Regions from separate parts of the Homo sapiens genome. Here region 1 is linked to region 2. A link is an interaction called in ENCODE POLR2A ChIA-PET data of the cell type or tissue named here. Cell type or tissue: PC-3. All regions are shown on one strand. Each heading gives the region's core, and the rest is flanking DNA. Links, peaks and the distances in the headings are about the cores only.

What was found. ChIA-PET counts read pairs that join two places held together with the same protein. Peaks named below come from ENCODE experiments on the same cell type or tissue, not always from the same donor. Only the 100,000 strongest peaks of a DNase experiment are listed, where the experiment ranks them.
Region 1: POLR2A ChIA-PET joins it to region 2 with 10 read pairs; 6 of 35 experiments call an interaction of 5 or more read pairs at or near these places.

Annotation. Positions count from the first base shown.
Region 1 is chr3:183,426,630-183,435,363 of GRCh38, forward strand. MCF2L2 (MCF.2 cell line derived transforming sequence-like 2) reads right to left here and starts at 1,990. Exons shown (of 30, transcript NM_015078.4): 1 at 1,273-1,990. The coding sequence starts at 1,348. RefSeq lists a silencer at 1,740-1,819 and an enhancer at 7,802-8,734. In PC-3, for the core only: no CTCF peak of the experiment used is centred there; no DNase peak of the experiment used is centred there; H3K4me3 peaks cover 2,406 bases.
Region 2 is chr3:183,486,776-183,495,509 of GRCh38, forward strand. KLHL6 (kelch like family member 6) reads right to left here. Exons shown (of 7, transcript NM_130446.4): 5 at 7,304-7,506; 6 at 5,719-5,932; 7 at 776-5,453. The coding sequence ends at 5,152. Among named protein-coding and RNA genes, the nearest start is that of SNORA63E, 37 kb to the left of the region's middle. In PC-3, for the core only: no CTCF peak of the experiment used is centred there; a DNase peak (open chromatin) is centred at 4,156.

The DNA of each region.
Region 1 (8,734 bases), core at 384-8,383, 60 kb before region 2:
CTGTGCTGGGTTTTAGCACAATCATTTCAACTTTCATCATATTGCAGATTCCGAATTCTGTTTCATTACAAGTTCTTTTTCCTCTTATTTCACACTGCCTTCAGCAATATTTCACATTCAACCTTACCTGGTAGGATCCTACTGATCTTTTGTCGTAAAAGTTCAGTGCCCACAATTGGCACCAGAAACTTTTTTCTAAACTTGAATTATCAAAACTGGGCCTTCCCATATAAATCATCTTTACAAAGTATGTCCTCACAAGTGTATCATTTGAGATGTGCACGATTATTACAGCAAACACGTTGGACTAATTGAGGCAACATTTAACATGCAAGTACCAAGAAAGCAGCTTTCACAAATGTGTAGAAAACCAAGGCAAATAGTTCCTGGCTTTATCAATAAAAGCTGATTTGCATTCATGGGAGGACCTCCAAGCACAGTCAGCAACAGAGAAAATGATCCCGATAATTCCAGTTGCCCACATCCAGAGGTTCTGAACCTGAATGTGTGTCTTTACTGAGGGAGGTCCAGGGAAGGCCAAGGGGAAGAAAGTGCTAAGAAAAAACTGACTGGGAACTGTCTCAATGTCCTCTTGCCCTTACTTAGTCTGTGGGGCCTGACGTTCCATCACAACCCTTATTTCAGGAGCAAGCAATGCATGTTTTGCTCCTCTTTTCAACTCAGGGAAGAAGATTAAAATTGCTCAGTCTCCTTGGCTTGCAGAGATTTCTCGCGGGGATCATCAGGGGTGTGCTTAACCCTCCAGGCAGCACAGTAAAACAGGCCTAGCGGCCGAGCTGCGCAGGGGCGCTCCCATGTAACCTGCCTCTCCCTGCACTTTCTTATAAACAAGCCTTCAGTGGCGTGGCAATCATTTCTGCTGAAAAGCACTGGCATTCGTTCCTCTTATGCCCTCTCCTTTCTCACTATCCCCAAAACCAGAACATAACTTCCCACCCACCCTACTCCCGTCAGAAGCAGCTAACGGATGGTAACAGCCCAGCAGCCCTCGGTTTGGAGCTCAACGGACTCGGCAACCACCTGGTGAAGGCACCAGCCTCGGCCCCCCGACCCCCACCAGCGGCGCGCCCCAGGGATGCCCCCCGCTGGGCACCGCAGGCAGGACCCAGAGCAGCGAGGCCCAGATGCCGGGCAACCCCCCAGGAAGCGCGCTGCCCCGGGGCAGCGGGTGAGGCCAGGAGCCAGATGAAGCCCAGAGACCATCCTCACCCGCCATTAATAAAACGCAGGAAAAATTAAAGCTTCGTTTACCGACATGAGTGATCACTGTGGCCAGTCGCCGGGTGAGCTCCTGGGGAGGCATCTCTTCTTTTAAGCAAGACAGCATTTCACTGAAAAACCATTCCGTATAAATAAAGCCAAACAAAACTGTTTCTACCGCTGCGGTGGATGATTTTTTAAAGGCATCTCCGCCCAAGGATGCTCTGCCCTCGCCCTCTTCCTGGCTCTCCAGGCAAGAAACGAGAGTCCCTCGCAGCCTAGGCCAGCTCTCCCTCGCCACGCCCCGCGGGGGCTCCCGTGACAGACCAAGTCTGGCGCTTTCCCAGCGTCGCAGCTGGACCGAGAGAGGAGCGGCCGTTCTGCAAAAGGAAGCAAGTCGCCAATCTCGCCGGAACCGCGCCCCGGCTCCTCCGGCCGGGCGAGCTCCGGGGCTTCCAGAATCGCGGTCCCGGCCGCCAGGTTTCCGGCGCCGCCTCCAGGGACTGTAGAGTGAGGGATGCTCCGCCAGGTGCAGGGGAGGCGGCAGGTGGCCGTGGCTTCTCTGCGCCGCCGGCCCCACGCCCCAGCGCCCACCTCGTCCAGCCCACGGGTGGCGCCCGGGGCTCTCGGGGAGGCACGCACGCTCCCAAGCGCCGCTCGTTTTGGGGTCGGGAACGCTGCGCACCTTTCCCTGCGGGGAGCCCGCGCTCCACCCCCGGAGTGGAGCTCCGGTCCTTACTCGGAACCGTGGGGCGGGGAGACAGTGACTGAGGCGCTCCAGTCGCACCGGGGTCCGGATCATCAGACGCGCGCCGGCCAGGTCTCCGCCCCTCCTTCTTCCGCGCCGGGTGTCTGCGGAGGAGCCGCGGAGAGAAGGGGGCTGGCCCGGAGAGCTGCCGCCATCCGGCAGGACCCGGAGCGGGAGGCTGGGTGAGGCGCCGCTGCTTGCCCCACCTCCTGACCCCGGGGGCGGCTGGCGTGTGTTTTCCCCCACTTGGGGTTGTTCCACGCAGTTCTTGACCTCCGCTGGCCACACCTGCACTGGGAGCCCGGCGCCCGGGCTGCGCTCCGACAAGGCTGAGCACGCGTGGGCGCGCTCACCCCCTATGTGGGCGTTTTCCTTCGTGCAGCTGCGCCCTTGCCTCTGCTCCGTCTGTCACCTGTCAGGCACGCCAGTGCTACCTTCTGGAGGGGCTGTGGCACATCCTCCATGCTGGTCCTCCTCCCCATCAGCCCATTATCCCGTGGTTTCCCTAGTTGGGCCCAGACACTTTCTGACTGGCAGCAAAAGACTAACCCCAGTTCAGCAGAGCGCTACGGGAAACGCCTGAGCAAATGCGAATTCGGTCAGGTTGTCCCCCAATCCTTTCTACAGCGGGAGTCCCTGAATACTCAGCAGGCGGAATGGCGGGACCACCCAGGCGGATGTTCTCAGCCATCTCTTTCCTCTTCGATATGTAAAAAGCCAAGCCGCAAACACCCTGGATCCAAATTCTAGGAGTAGCCACCCATCACAGGGGGCTGAGGGTATTTTTTTAATGCTTTCTCTTTTCTTCTTTTTTTTGGAGACTGAGTCTGGCTCTGTCGCCCAGGCTGGAGTGCAATGGCGCGATCTCAGCTCACTGCAAGCTCCGCCTCCCGGGTTCACGCCATTCTCCTGCCTCAGCCTCCCGAGTAGCTGGGACTACAGGCGCCCGCCACCACGCCCGGCTAATTTTTTGTATTTTTTAGTAGAGATGGGGTTTGTTTCACCGTGTTAGCCAAGGATGGTCTCGATCTCCTGACCTCGTGATCCGCCCACCTTGGCCTCCCAAAGTGCTGGGATTACAGGCGTGAGCCACCGCGCCCAGCCCTTTTTAATGCTTTCTCTAACAATTGTGGGCTGTGATTGAGAAGCGAGGTCAGTTCACCTGTGTCATGAGATTTGTGGAGAGGTTCTTCCCCCTGTGAAGTTTGGGCACTTTGCACTCTGCCTGCAAAACAGAGCAAGGATTTTCTTTTTCTTTTCTTTCTTTTTTTTTTTTTTCGTTTTTAGAGATGGAGTTTCACCATATTGCCCAGGCTGGTCTCAAACACATGGACTCAAGTGATCATGCCCGGCCACTGAGCAACCATTTTCACAACCACCTTTTGCAAGAGATTCAAAAAAGGGTTAAAAGGCCGGGCGTAGTGGCCCACGCCTGTAATCCCAGCACTTTGGGAGACCAAGGCGAGCGGATCACAAGGTCAGGCATTCAAGACCAGCCTGGCCAACATAGTGAAACCCCATTTTACTAAAAATACAAAAATTAGCTGGGTATGATGTCACGCACCTGTAATCCCAGCTACTCGGGAGGCTGAGGCAGGAGAATTGCTTGAACCTAGGAGGCGGAGGTTGCAGTGAGCCAAGACCGTGCCATTGCACTCCAGCCTGGGCAACAGAATGGGACTCCATCTCAAAAAAAAAAAAAAAAGAAAGGTTAAAGATCCGCAGGAGGGGAGGCAGCTTTTGAATTATGTTTCCGGCGTTCAAGGGTCACAAGAATTTTCAAGGAACCAAATGAGATGTTTCCTACTGATAGTAGTCAGAACCCTGGTGCCCAGTCACAGCCAACTGTGAGTTTTGGTCAGCAGAAACCAACGCCTAGTAAAGAAGACAATGATGTGGGGTATGTTGGACTTGGAGTGTCAGAGCCACTTTGAAGATCCAGTAACCTCAGCTTCCTGGCTTAGGCCGGGTCCTTATGGGTGAGAAACATGAAAAGGAAGAAGAGAAGGAATGGAGGAGAGGAAAAGGAGGGAGGAGAAGCTTATGATTAAGAATGAGAACAAAAAGAAAACAGAAAGGAAATAAATCACACTCAGAGTGCTGCCCACATCTTTGGTACTTTCACAGTCCTCAAAGGTTTCCATGGAGATAAATGAGCTCAAGTTATGGTGAGATGTAGCAGGCAGTGCCTATCCTCAGAAACTAATTCTGCTCTTATCTCTGACACTTACTCTCTCAGGGCCTTCACTGCTTCCCCTGGGCAGTAAGGAAGTGGGTCTGTGATCTCCAAGTTCCCTTTTCCAGCTCTGAAATCCTATAACTGGAATTAAGAAGAAATGATCGGCTGGGTGCATTATCTCACACCTGTAATCCCAGCACTTTGAGAGGCCGAGGTGGGTGGGTTATCTGAGATTAGGAGTTCGAAACCAGCCTGGCCAACATGACGAAACCCCATCTCTACTAAAAATACAAAAATTAGCCGGGCACGGTGGTGGGCGCCTGTAATCCCAGCTACTCAGGAGGCTGAGGCAGGAGAATCGCTTGAACCCAGGAGGCAGAGGTTGCAGTGAGCCAATATAGCACCACTGCACTCCAGCCTGGGTGACAGAGTGAGACTCCATCTCAAAGAAAAAAAGAAGAAGAAGAAGAAGAAATGACCACATAGTGTTCAATAGCTCATACCTCCTTGTTCTTCCAAGAAAATGGTCATTGTCTCCATTGTTCTCATGAACACTGACATTCTTTCTGTCTTCTTTCTTCCCACCCTCCCACCTTCCCTGCCTGTTTTTCTCCTTCCTAATTATGATCTCTTATATTATGCCTCTTTGTGCTGTGGTTTCAATGTGTTCCCCAAAGTTCATGTGTTGGAAACTCAATCCTCAATGCAACAGCATTGAGAAAGAAGACCTTTAAGAGGTGATTAGGTCATAAGGGCTTTGTCCCGAGTTAATGCTGTTATCTCTGGAGTAGGTTCCTGATAAAAGGAGGAGTTGGTCCCCTTCTCCCTTCCTCTCACCCATGTGATGCCTTCCACCACGTTATGATGCAGCATGAAGGCTCCCAGCAGGTACACCCCTCGATCTTAGACTTCCCAGCCTCCAACACCAGGAGCCAAAGCAATTTCTGTTGATTATAAATTGCCCAGCCCATGGTTTTCTGTTAGCGCAGCACAAAACAGACTAAGACATCTCAGCTGGCAAAATCAGAGAAACAAGCTAGAAAAGCCTGCTTCCTTCTCCAGTGAACCAATTAACAATCACTCACATCTACTGAACATCCGCTATGGTTGTGATAGGCAGTGTCAGGTACAGCAACTACCACCACCATATAGCAAGTGACCGTTCTGTGTCTAGTATGATGTTAGACATTTTACAAACACCATTGAGGCCTCACAACAACACTCTAAAGGCTTTAGCCTCATTTTGCAGATACCACTGTAAAGGACCAAACTCTGTCCTTTACAAAACCTAGACCATTCTCTCCCTTCCGGTAAAGAACTGCTCAAGCTGGCCAGACGCGGTGGCTCACGCCTGTAATCCCAACACTTTGGGAGGCCGAGGCGGGTGGATCACCTGAGGCTGGGAGTTCGAGACCAGCCTGACCAACATGGAGAAACCCCGCCTCTCCTAAAAATACCCGGGTGTGGTGGCACATGCCTGTAATTCTAGCTACTCGGAAGGCTGAAGCAGGAGAACCACTTGAACCCGGGAGATGAAGGTTGCGGTGAGCTGAGATGGCACCATTGCACTCTAGCCTGGGCAACAAGAGTGAAACTCTGTCTCAAAAAAAAAAAAAAAAAAGAATTGCTCAAGCTCCACGTCCCTGTAGATTCCACCTCACTATGGGTGAACTGTCAGTGCAACCTCTGACAAAGGAAAGACAGACAAAGGACCTCCCTTAGAGAGCAGTGGCTGGCACTACAGCCTCCTCAGCCCCTGATGCCACAGGTGAGGGTGGAGATTCCTGAGGTATCAAGGAGGCCCCCAGTTTCATCTACATCTGTGGTTCGCAGACTTCAGCAGCATCACCTGGGAATAGAAGTAATTTTTACAAAAACAGATTTCTGGACCCCACCTCCAGGATTCTGATTTAGTAGTCTGGATTGGTACCCAAGAATCTGCATTTCTAACAAGTCCCCAGGAAAATTGATGGTACTAGTCTTGGGATTACCCTTTGAGCACCACTGGCCTAGATGACAGCTCTTCAAACTTCTTAGTTGCAAATCATAGTATGATTGTGCTATGAGAAAGAGATTTGGCCTTCACCCCAAGGTCCTGGCATATAGCTCCTAAGCCTCTTGGAATTTCCTTAATGATAATGTGATAGGAGTGTCTTTTGTTCTAATGAAGAGACTCCTAGCAGACCTCTAGATAGCTTCAGAACACAGCCTGGTCACCAGAAAGACCAAGCCTTGGTTAGAGGGTTAGAACTCTCAGCCTTATCCCTCAACCTCTAGGAAAGGGAAAAATGCTGGAGGTTGAGTTAACGACCAAGGGCCAATGATTTAATCAATCCTGCTTACAGATCAGACCCTCCATAAAAATCCCAAAATGAGGCCGGGCACAGTGGCTCACACCTGTAAATCCCAGCACTTTGGAAGGCCAAGGAAGGCAGATCACTTGAGCTCAGGAATTCAAGACCAGCTTGGGCAACACAATGAAACCACATCTCCAAAAAAGTCAAAAACTTAGCTGGGCATGGTGGCATATGCCTGTGGTTCTAACTACTTGCGGGGCTGAGGAGGGAGAATCCCTTGAGCCCAGGAGGCTGAGGCGGCAGTGATCTGAGATCACACCACTGCCCTCCAGCCTATGTGACAAAATGAGACCCTGTCTCGAAAAAAAAAAAATCTCTAAATGATGGGGTCTGGGAGCTTCTGGATTGGTAAACACATCGAGTGCTGGGAGGGTGGTACGCCTGGAGAGGGCATGGAAGCTTTGCAGACCACCACCTCCCATACTTTGCCCTGTGTACCTCTTCCGTTTGGCTTTTCCTGAGTTGTATCCCTTACAGTAAACTGGTAATGATAAGTAAAGCACTTTCCTGAGTTCTGTGAGTCATTCTAGCAAATTATCAAACCTGAGGAGGAAGTCAGGGGAACTCTCAATTTATACCCAACCAGGCTGAGGATTTGTAATTGGTGTCTTAATTGAGGGGCAGTCTTATGGGACTGTGCCCTTAACCTGTGGTGTCTATTCTAACTCTAGATAGTTAAAATCAGATTTGAATTGAATTGCTGGACACCCAGTTAGTGCCAGAGAATGAAAAGTGGCGTTGGAAAAGATCCCACTTACTCCACAGCTGATTGAATAGACGAACCTAAGAACTGACATGACGCCGGGCGCGGTGGCTCACGCCTGTAATCCCAACACTTTGGGAGGCCGAGTTGAGCAGATCATCTGAGATCGAGAGTTCGAGACCAGCCTGACCAACATGGAGAAACCCTGACTCTACCAAAAATACAAAATTAGCCAGGCATGGTGGCTCATGCCTGTAATCCCAGCTACTCAGGAGGTTGAGGCAGCAGAATCGCTTGAACCTGGGAGGCGGAGGTTGCGGTGAGCCGAGATAGCACCATTGCACTCTAGCCTGGACAACAAGAGCAAAACTCCGTCTCAAAAAAAAAAAAACAAAAGAAGTGACACGTTGTTGTACTTGAGTAAGTTAGAGAAAACGCCACACTTTGAGACGAATTAAGAGTCTGTTTATTTAGCTGGTGGCTAAGAGACAGCTAACGCTTAAAGTTCTCTCAGCCTTGAAGGGGCTAGATTGTTTTTTATACTTTGGTTTAGAAAGGGGAGGGGGAGTCTAGTTAAAACAATTTTACAGAAGTAAAGTAGGCAAAAAAGTTAAAAGGATAAATGGTTACAGGAAAGTAAACAGTTCCAGGTGCAGGGGCTTTAAGACTATTACAAGGTGATAGACGCGGGGCTTTGGGCGTTATCAATCGGACGAATTCCTGGGCACTGCGGATATAGCTCGCCAGAGTATCTTATCAGTTAATTGCATTCTTGGATGTGCTGGGAGTCAGCTTGCACAAGTTAAGTCCTTGAGGAAGGGGCTGCCAGTGAAAGAGCCAAGATAAAGTCTGTCGGGCTCTTTTAGCTAAAAGAGAGTCAGTTCAGGTAGAAACAAAGTTAGGTGATTAAAGGAAAAAGAAAGTCTAAAAACAAGGTTAGTAAAAACAAGGTTAGGCATTACGATGTTACCTGAGCTCACACCATCCTAACAGTCATTCCACTGCCATCTTTTTGTTTTCTGAAATCAGCCTGCCACCCTGGCATAGGGGTGTATGTGTGCATGATGTGCACACATGGGGGGTAGGGCAGCACATCTGCCTCTACCTCTGCACTGCCACTCTCTCTTCCCATGTGTGTCCCTCTGTGGTTTTATCTCATCTCACAAGTGACTGAATTACAACACACATTTTGTGTGTGTAATGCTGAGGACATTTTGCCCCTAAATTCTTAGGAGTCTTCTTTGCCAGTAGAAGTATCCTCCTTACTGCCATCTGAGGGATTAACCCTGCATTCCCAGAGAAAACTGTGATGGCCTCCCCTGGGTCAGTTGCCTTTGCAAAACAATGCTGATTCTCTTCAGGATCCATTTGCTTCTAGACCTATAACTCAAGTCCCAGCAGGCCCCCTGTAACTCATTCAGCAGGCGAGTTACAAAGTATGCCCCATGCAGGGGTATACTATACTTCAAAAGAATAACTTGAGTTTTCTAATTTATACAGACAAAAATCTGGGGAACGTATGTGGG
Region 2 (8,734 bases), core at 555-8,554:
CCCAGCGGGGAAATTGGAAGGCTCAGCAGCAAAGTTAAGGTCAAAACTCCGTTTGACTCACAGCTGGTGCACTGGCACTCAGATCCAGGGCCCAAGATCACTCCAGAACATTCCCCACCAGTGAGGAAGCTGGGTCTGTGATTCCCAAGGGTTTCCACCAAGAAGTCCTAAGGCAGAACATCTACCTCTGGGGATGCCCAGAGGGGAAGGTCTGAAGCTATTCATGGAACCCCAGATTTCTTTAAAGCCTCTGATTTTCCTTTTCAAATACACAGGAGTCTTGCATTGTAACCAAAACAAACTAAATTGATAACAAGGTTTCCAGTGATTAAAGGGAAGTCTCATACCCCAAGTTACACGTGCCCCAATTTGAGAAGCACAGACCAGGGAGGGCTTCAGAGACAACACAGGAACAATGGTGGACGCAGGCTAAAAGGTCAGACCTGTAATCAAAAACCTAGAAGGGGGTCTCCTGTAAGAAGAGCTGAGGCCAGGCAAGAGAAGAGTCACGCAGTTTGCATATGGGTTGGTAAAAGCTTGCTCAGCGAGGCAATGCATCTTTAGGGAGGGAAAATCTGTCTACTCTTTGACATTCTATAAATCAAACCTGGTGAATTTTAACCTATGAACTTATCTAAAGTCCCATGAACCAAATGAAACGTTTTAAATTTCCACCTTCTAAATTAATTTCTATTCAGACACCACTCATTTATATAAACTAAAAACAGCAAAAAAAAAAAAAAAAAACTTCATGATTGTATATAACACATTTGCATCTGTTCTGTGCATATTTTATTGAATAAATAAAAATTTTATTGGTTTGGTTTTTAAAACCTATAAACAATATTCTTAGTTTGATCACTTAAAACATACAACTTTATGTAACCAAAATGCTTAAAGGATTTTGTTCACTGAGTGTTGGCTATTTATACCTATACATATGAAAATCTGACCTGTCAAAACTGGTTTTGCAGTAGCCAGATTTGAGATATATGTGGATTTCTAAAAGGTTAACTTGTCAAATTATGAGATCTAATACAACACCCAGGTATTAAGGGAAAAAATGATTTTGCAACCCCAAGTTGGGACTTAACATAAGAAATCCTTATGGTGTTGCCAACGTTAAAAATTCTATTGAGCACTTTCATTTTTCAGAATAAAACAGGATAAGCAAATAACTCACAACAGTACCTCATAGTCTTCTATAAATAGCTAAGCTATACTTTACAGCTATAAGAACGTGATATTTGTATTTCCCTGAGAGCGTAGTTTGCTTTGAGTTCAAGGGCATGGTGTATGTGTATATGTGTGTTTCCCGAAGCCATTGAGACCAGAATAGATGAAAGCTAAGACGAGAACATGAATCTGTTGGTGTTCTGATGAGCTTAGCTCCCTGCCTGTTTCAGATCAACCTTGGCAACTGGAGTCCCTTAACCTCATCTACAGATTCCGCTCCACCAAAGACTCTGGGCCACCTTCCCTCTAGGACAGGAGACCCAGCTGAGCAGCTCAGAGGCCCCACAGTAAGTTGGCCCAAATGCTGGGCCTGCTCTAACTTGTGCCTCTGCTCTAAGAAGGGGATTCCTTCCTTAGTTCCTTGCCTAGAATACTCCCTTACCCTTATTCTCCCTCACCCTTCTTGGGACTAGAGCCAAGCTCACAAACTCCAGGGCCTCCGATATCATTTTCCAGACCTGCATCCTTGGAACCTGACCTCCTCCTACCCCATCTTCTTCTTCCCAGCCAGGGGTGCTCTGTCCACTCACAGGCCCTGCCTCAGTCTCCAGTCTGCTGTGCCAGAACATCCTGCCATGTCCTGCCTGAGTCCGAGGGTTCTTTGTCTCTGGGTTTATTCTCAGCTTGGCTTTCCCCCTGCTGATGGTGTGGGTTATAACAGTTACCTTCCTGCAAATGTGTTCGTCTTTATTTCTTGAAATGGATTTTAGATTTTAGAAGTTCTCATCCTTGGCTGGTGCCTAGAAGCTAAAACCCTGATGACTATTCTTAAGTTTCCCCCAAATGACTTGAACTTTCTTTCTCGAAGAGCTACAGACTGGCAGCTTCATATACAGAACCCTAGACCTTCTAACCAGGTGTATCTGTTCCCTACCCATGCCATTATTAGGAATCCCTATTTCTTGAGTGTCAGCTACATGACATTTTCCACAATTCACCTGCATATCTGGTGTTGTAAAAAATCATAAAGAGTGTTTCCATGATTCATTTAGGTATTCTGAAGTAGTCCAGAAACTTGGGTCCTACATTTAGAATCAGGTTTATAGCACAGAAATCCCAAATCCTCACTTTCCCAGCATAGGGTTGACCTGCTGATGGGCTCGAAGTTTGCCTATGGGTCTTATCAAAGGACCGCCATCCCCTCCCTGACTAGGGGCGCTGTCTTTTTGAAGGGAGGCTCCCTGTGTATGCCAGTACCATTGTCATTGGATTTCCTCTCTGGAAGTTCCTCCCTGCAATAGTCTTTGGAGTAAGACTGACTTTTCCTTCACAAATCAGTTCACAAATGGTTCTGGTGGCGATCTCAAAGAGACAAACATGTAAGCCATGGCCACTGGTTGACTTCACTGCACAGCTTACCACCTTGACCCCCTGAAAGGCAATCAAGACTTGGATCCAGCCTCCTCACTTCATACGCATCTCATTTTTAGCTAACTTGAAGAAAATAAAAACAAGAATATTAACTGGTGGCCTATTTACCTGTATTGAGTGTCTAGCGTGGAGATTTGCCATTCGTGGGTGTCCTCAAGGCTTGACAGACATGAAGAACTCCATGAATGTTTGCTGAATTGAACTAGATTACACTGTTACATTGCTTCAGTTGGGAGCTTCCTGATGGTTATTATAGTGCTCATGAGTCAGCAATAGTTTGTTCTAAAATTCCACAAATATGTTTCTATTGCCCTGTGTTACTTTCCACAGCAGAGAGCTGAACTGTCACGCTTCTAAGGCACAGAGCATTTCACACACCAACATACATTTATATTTATCTTCAATAATCTGGCATAAACAGAAATCTCACCTGTAATTTTTCAAGTTTTTAAAATCTGTTTCAAATATTAGCTTCTTCTAACCGTGACTGTTTAATGAAAATTCAATTCACTATCAACTCTAATAACTAACTTCCCAAACTGCTGAAAAGAACAAGCCACACCGGATATGAAATAAAACTCTATAAAGAGAATTGAAATCATATGATGAAAATAAAGTCCATTGGGTAACGCAGTTACTATGTTGTTATCATTGTTGCTTTTTAAATACAGCATATGAAACAGGATCTCTTAACCTGTTTCTCCAGCTTGGGGATTAGAATGAATTTCCAGTGAGCTCATTTGAAAGCTGTAGCTCTTACAGTGAAGGACAGATTCTGTTCTTTAAGTCACAATTGAGCTACACTGATCAAAAAACCAAGTAGAAGTGCTTTTTAAAAGTCTTGAAAACGAAGGCTTCAGGAGGATGGGGTATCAGGAACGTGGACCTAAATCACTGTGTAAAAACTAGAAAGTGTACCATCAAGGAGAATCTGTCGCTCCTGTGTAGGCCAGCTGTGCTCAGGTGTTTACTTTTTTAATAAAACAGTAGTTTGAGTCTCTAGAGACATCTTGTCTATATTGCAGTACAACTGGTGAACACTAAGAGGCCAGGGCACCAGAATGTGCTAAAGGTACAATTCTGTCTGGCAATGACAGTTCCGGTCCAAAATGGGCCATCTTATGATCATTTAAAAAAAAAAAGACCGGGCCCAGTGGCTCACACCTGTAATCCCAGCACTTCGGGAGGCCGAGGCGGGCAGATCACAAGGTCAGGCGTTCAAGACCAGCCTGGCCAAGATGGTGAAACCCCGTCTCTACTAAAACTACAAAAATTAGCCAGGCGCGGTGGCAGGTGCCTGTAATCCCAGCTACTCAGGAGGCTGAGGCAGGAAAATCACTTGAACCAGGGTGACAGAGGTTGCAGTGAGCCGAGATCATGCCACTGCACTCCAGCCTGGGCGACTTCATCTCAAAAAAAAAAAAAAGAGGGTTTCAATGGGAGGAGGACAGAACACAAGTATTTCATCTCTTTCAAAGCAAACAGGCCTTCCCAAGCCCATCCCCCAGACCTTTCAAGTGGAAGAACCTATGAGATGTTCTTGGCAAGGAGCCCAAATGACTCCTTGGTTTAAATATTGGTAAAGGGCGGGGACGAGGGAGGATGCAGAATAAGAAAGAAAAGGAAAGAAAGCAGGAAACACCTTTATTTCCCTGCTGTGCTGAGTGAATCTTTTAGCAGACTTGCCGAAACAAGAAATGAGCCAGGTTTCTTTGTTTTTGTTTTTGTTTTTGTTTTTGTTTTGAAGACAGAGCTTCACTTTTGTTTCCCGGGCTGCAGTGCAGTGTGGCGATCTCGGCTCACTGCAACCTCCACCTCCCAAGTTCAAGTGATCCTCCTGCCTCAGCCTCCTGAGTAGCTGGAATTACAGGCGCCTGCCACTGCACGCGGCTAATTTTTGTATTTTTAGTAGAGACGGGGCGGTCTCACCATGTTGGCCAGGCTGGTCTTGAACTCCTGACCTCAGGTCATCCGCCCGCCTCAGCCTCCCATAGGGCTGGGATTACAGGCGTGAGCCGCCACGCCCAGCAAGAGCCAGGTTTTGTTGTTGTTTTTTGTTTGTTTTTCCTGCTCTGAGATAGGCAGCATGGTGGAAAGAGCATTGACTTCGGAGATGAAAGACCTGGATTTTAGACTCCTGGGGTAGCTACTTGCTATCTGAGTGATCAGGGGCACGCCACTTAGCCTCTGTGAAACTTGGTTCCCTCACCTGTAAACTAGAAGTGATAAGAGCCAGTCACCAGGTTAAATGAACCGATAAAAGGAAGTGCCTGGCACAGAAGCCGGCATAGGGTGGGTGGGTCCTGAATGCTAAATATTACTCTTCCTCGCCTCCCCTCCTGAGGTAGGTCATGCAAACATTCCTGGCCGGTCTCAAGTGACCCCAAACTGTGACTTCCAAGGTTCCCCCAAAGTGAGTCAAGGGGATCCCCTGATGTATGGCCTCAAACTCGAGCCTGCTGCCTGAAGTGGGACTGGAGGAGGGTGAGAGGTGAGGCGGGTACGCTGAGGGTCGGGGGGGCTCTCCAGCTCCCCATCCTGCCGTCAGACAGACACTGCTCCGGGCACGATCCTGCGGATGTGGGTGTACGACTTCCTGATGGTGACGCTGCCGTGGTGCGACACGCCCCGGGGCAGGACGCACTCCTCTGTCAGTTTCTGGGCCTCGGGGTCCCAGCACAGCACCGTGGCGATAACCTCGTTCTTCTCGTCCCGCCCGCCGGTGATGTAGAGCCGGTTGTTGCAGGGCGCGATACCGCAGCTGGCCCGCTCGTGGCTGAGCTGGGTCACCAGGCACCAGCTGTCTTCCAGCGGGCTGTAGGCGTACAGCGCTCTCATGGCCCCACCTGAGGAGAGGGAGGAAACACGGTGGGCATCGCTCCATTTTTCTGGTTTCTTCCCTCTTAACCACTAAAATTCAACTTCTGATTAGGCCAAGTCTACCCTCTTGCCAAGAGAAACAGTCGATTGATGGCTCTCCTGAAAGCCAGAGTGGGTCCTAGGGGCAGTGAGTTGCCAGCGCTGGAGACACCGCGACACACCGTTTACGTGCTGCAGCCAGGCGCTCATCAGGTTCTAAGCCATTCAGACCAATAAGAAGCCATTACTCACCAACGACATAGATGCGGTCCCGGAAACTCACTGCATTGATGCATTTAGCCTCCACGGGCATGGCCGCCTTCAAACTCCACTTGTTGGTGGAAGGGTCATAACACTGAGTCTTGTCTGTGGCCAGTTTCCCATTGGGCCCTCCCCCGATCACATACAGCTTCTTCTTATGGCTGGTGGCTGCAAAGGAACTGACATGGACAAGGAGGGGTGCGGCCTGTAGAGGCACAGGGCACAAGAAGAAGCTGTCAGTCATGCTGCCCAGATTGCTGCAGTAGCTCCCAGGATACAGGACAGAGCTCCGGGACACAGAACTGGGCATCTTTTGCCTATAGTCACAAGGCCCATGGGCTTGACTCCTCTTAAGACACAGCAAGAATGAAAGCATGCATTTCCCACCCTCCCTCCAGGCTCCACGCAAGCTAGAGCAAGCTGTGTGTTGGGATGTGCCAGCCTCTCCCGGAATCCAGCTCTCAGGCAAGAATAAGTTTATACAGATGAAGTCAGCCAGTGTGGGAGGAAAATGATGTTTTATACATGCATATTCATATTCATTCATGTGCTCATCCACTCGAAAAATATTTATGGAATGCCTACTATGTACCAGCATTGATTTTCCTTGGTGCTTATATCTAGGAAGAAAAGCTGAAACGGTGGCCACAGGTAAGCAGACTCTTCCATTATGGGGCAGCATTGAGGATTTTGAGATTAAGTCAGACGTGTGCTTCTATCCTGTGAACCCCAGGACAGTAAAGGAGACTTCCAAGAGCCTCTTGCCCATTTATTTACAGGATCCTTTTAGATCGTGGAGCAGCTCTGTGATAGGGCTTGTTTTGAGAAGATCCTGGGCATGTCCCCCATACATGTTAAGGGCTCTCAATATAGCACTTTTCAGGCTGACAGTCTTGGCTAGATGTGGTGACCTGGCTACCTTTGCTTGTGCCTACAATGACTGTGTTGTACATTCCATTAAGCTGGAACATGCTTGGACATCTGATCTGATAAGGAGAAAGAAAATTTGAAACTGGGAATAACCTGGAAATGAGATGAGGTGGCTTTTCTTTTCCTGGGTCTGATATATACCTGAGGTTGCATTACTAAAGTCTGACATGCAGGCCTGTAAGTGGCTCATCATCCATGGGAAAATAAAGAAGGGATGATTTCTAACATGACCAAATCACTCTGGGTTCATAAACGGTGTAGTAAAGTGATCCGCATGTGTCCAGTGTGGAGAAGAATAGGAGAGAAGGCATCTGAGGAGACAAGACTCTACACCAAGACATGCAGACCAAGAGATCTCCCATCTAAGGACAGGGTGAGCCTCTGTGCACATCTGGGGTTCTGTCCAAATTAGGACAGGTGCCCACACAGACCTTCACCACTTGGAAGGACATTGTTTCTGTGACTTGATCAGCAATACTGAAGCAATAGCTCCTAGGAGGAGGGAAGCTCAGAGCCACCAAAACTGTTCTCCTTGGAAGTAAAGTGATCAGAAAGCTGACCACCACGGCAGGCACGTTCCAAAGCTTTTTAAAAAAGCACTGAAGTAATAATACAGGCAGTTACTGGTAGAAATCGTGTCCTATACCTCTGACCAGCAGTTGTGAAAGGGGTCGTAGGTCTCCACATTGTTGATTCTCTGTAAGCCGTCAAAGCCTCCGATCACATAGACCTTGCCACCCAACACCACCATCTTATGCCTCCAGCGGCCTATGTTTAAATACTCAATCTGAATCCACTTGTTGATCGAAGAATTATATTTCCAAACATCATGCTGTGTTTCTTTGCCACCTGCAAGAGATACAAAGCATTTAAGAAACCATCAGATGTGTCAGAAATACAGCTTCTCCCATAATATCCCACATGTCCAAAAGTGCCAGGTCCCCAGGCCAGCCCTACCCTGAGGGGAGATACAAGAAACCCAGCAGGTGTGTGATGTCTGGCAGGGGAGATGAGGCAAATGCAGGGGAACAGGGAGAGACAGAATGGATGATGTGCCACACTGTGTCATGTCCACCTCAGTGCTGCGAGAGTTCAGAGAAGAGGTGGCTAAGTGAGCAGTGCCCTGAGAAGGCTTCAGGGGGCAGGACCCAAGCCAGCCTGGGTGGGTAGGGACCAGAGGGAGCCTGGACTCAGTGTTTGCCCTCACAGGGAGCAGGAAGCAAGGCTGGGCGGGGACAGTGGGGTTTGTGCAGAAGGCAAATTACATGGCAGCTTAAATTCTATGTTTACTTTTTATTTAAACCAAAAAGCAAAGATACAGACCTGGAAAAATCACTAAGAAATCCTACAACATTCTCCTGGTTTGTCGCTCTGATCTGTTTAAAACAATCAGTGGGATTTATCCTATTTCTAAATAATTTTTGTTATAAAAGTATGAGATGCTCACAATAGATCATTTGAGAGTGATCTGGTAAACATTTTCTTGAAGGCAACTCTCTTAAAAAACAGAAAATACAAAATTCAGCAGCTGGGGAAAGAGACAAAGACAAAGGAGAACTGACTTTTTGGGTGATTTTAATCAAATATTTAACAGCTTTGTGTTTCCATTTTCCCATCAGCATAGACTACCACCAACTACTTAAAGCAAAGATTTACTTTTCAGACTTACATGTGTGCAATAGTGGAGAAATGAACATTACTGACCACATTCTGTGTCAGGGGTGTTTCTCTAGCATGGAACCCAGAAGTGGGTTTACTAAGTCAAAGCCATGTGCACCCTGAATTTTTATAGGTGCAGCCAAGGCATCCTCCGCAGCTGTGGTGGTTGACTTTTCCTCATACCCACTTTTTGTTGGTGGTGGTGGTTTTGTTTTCTTTCTTTTATTTATTTATTTTTTTGAAGTCTGACGGAAAAAAACTATGTCAGTTTGGTTTTCGCTTACTATGAGGGAAGCTGAGCTTCCTCTTCCTTGAATCTTTTGTTCATATAGTTTGGCTATTTTCCTTTGGGTGGGGTACCTTTCAGAGGTCTCCATTTATTCAAAACATTGATCCCATTTAGGTAGCATCAAAAAGT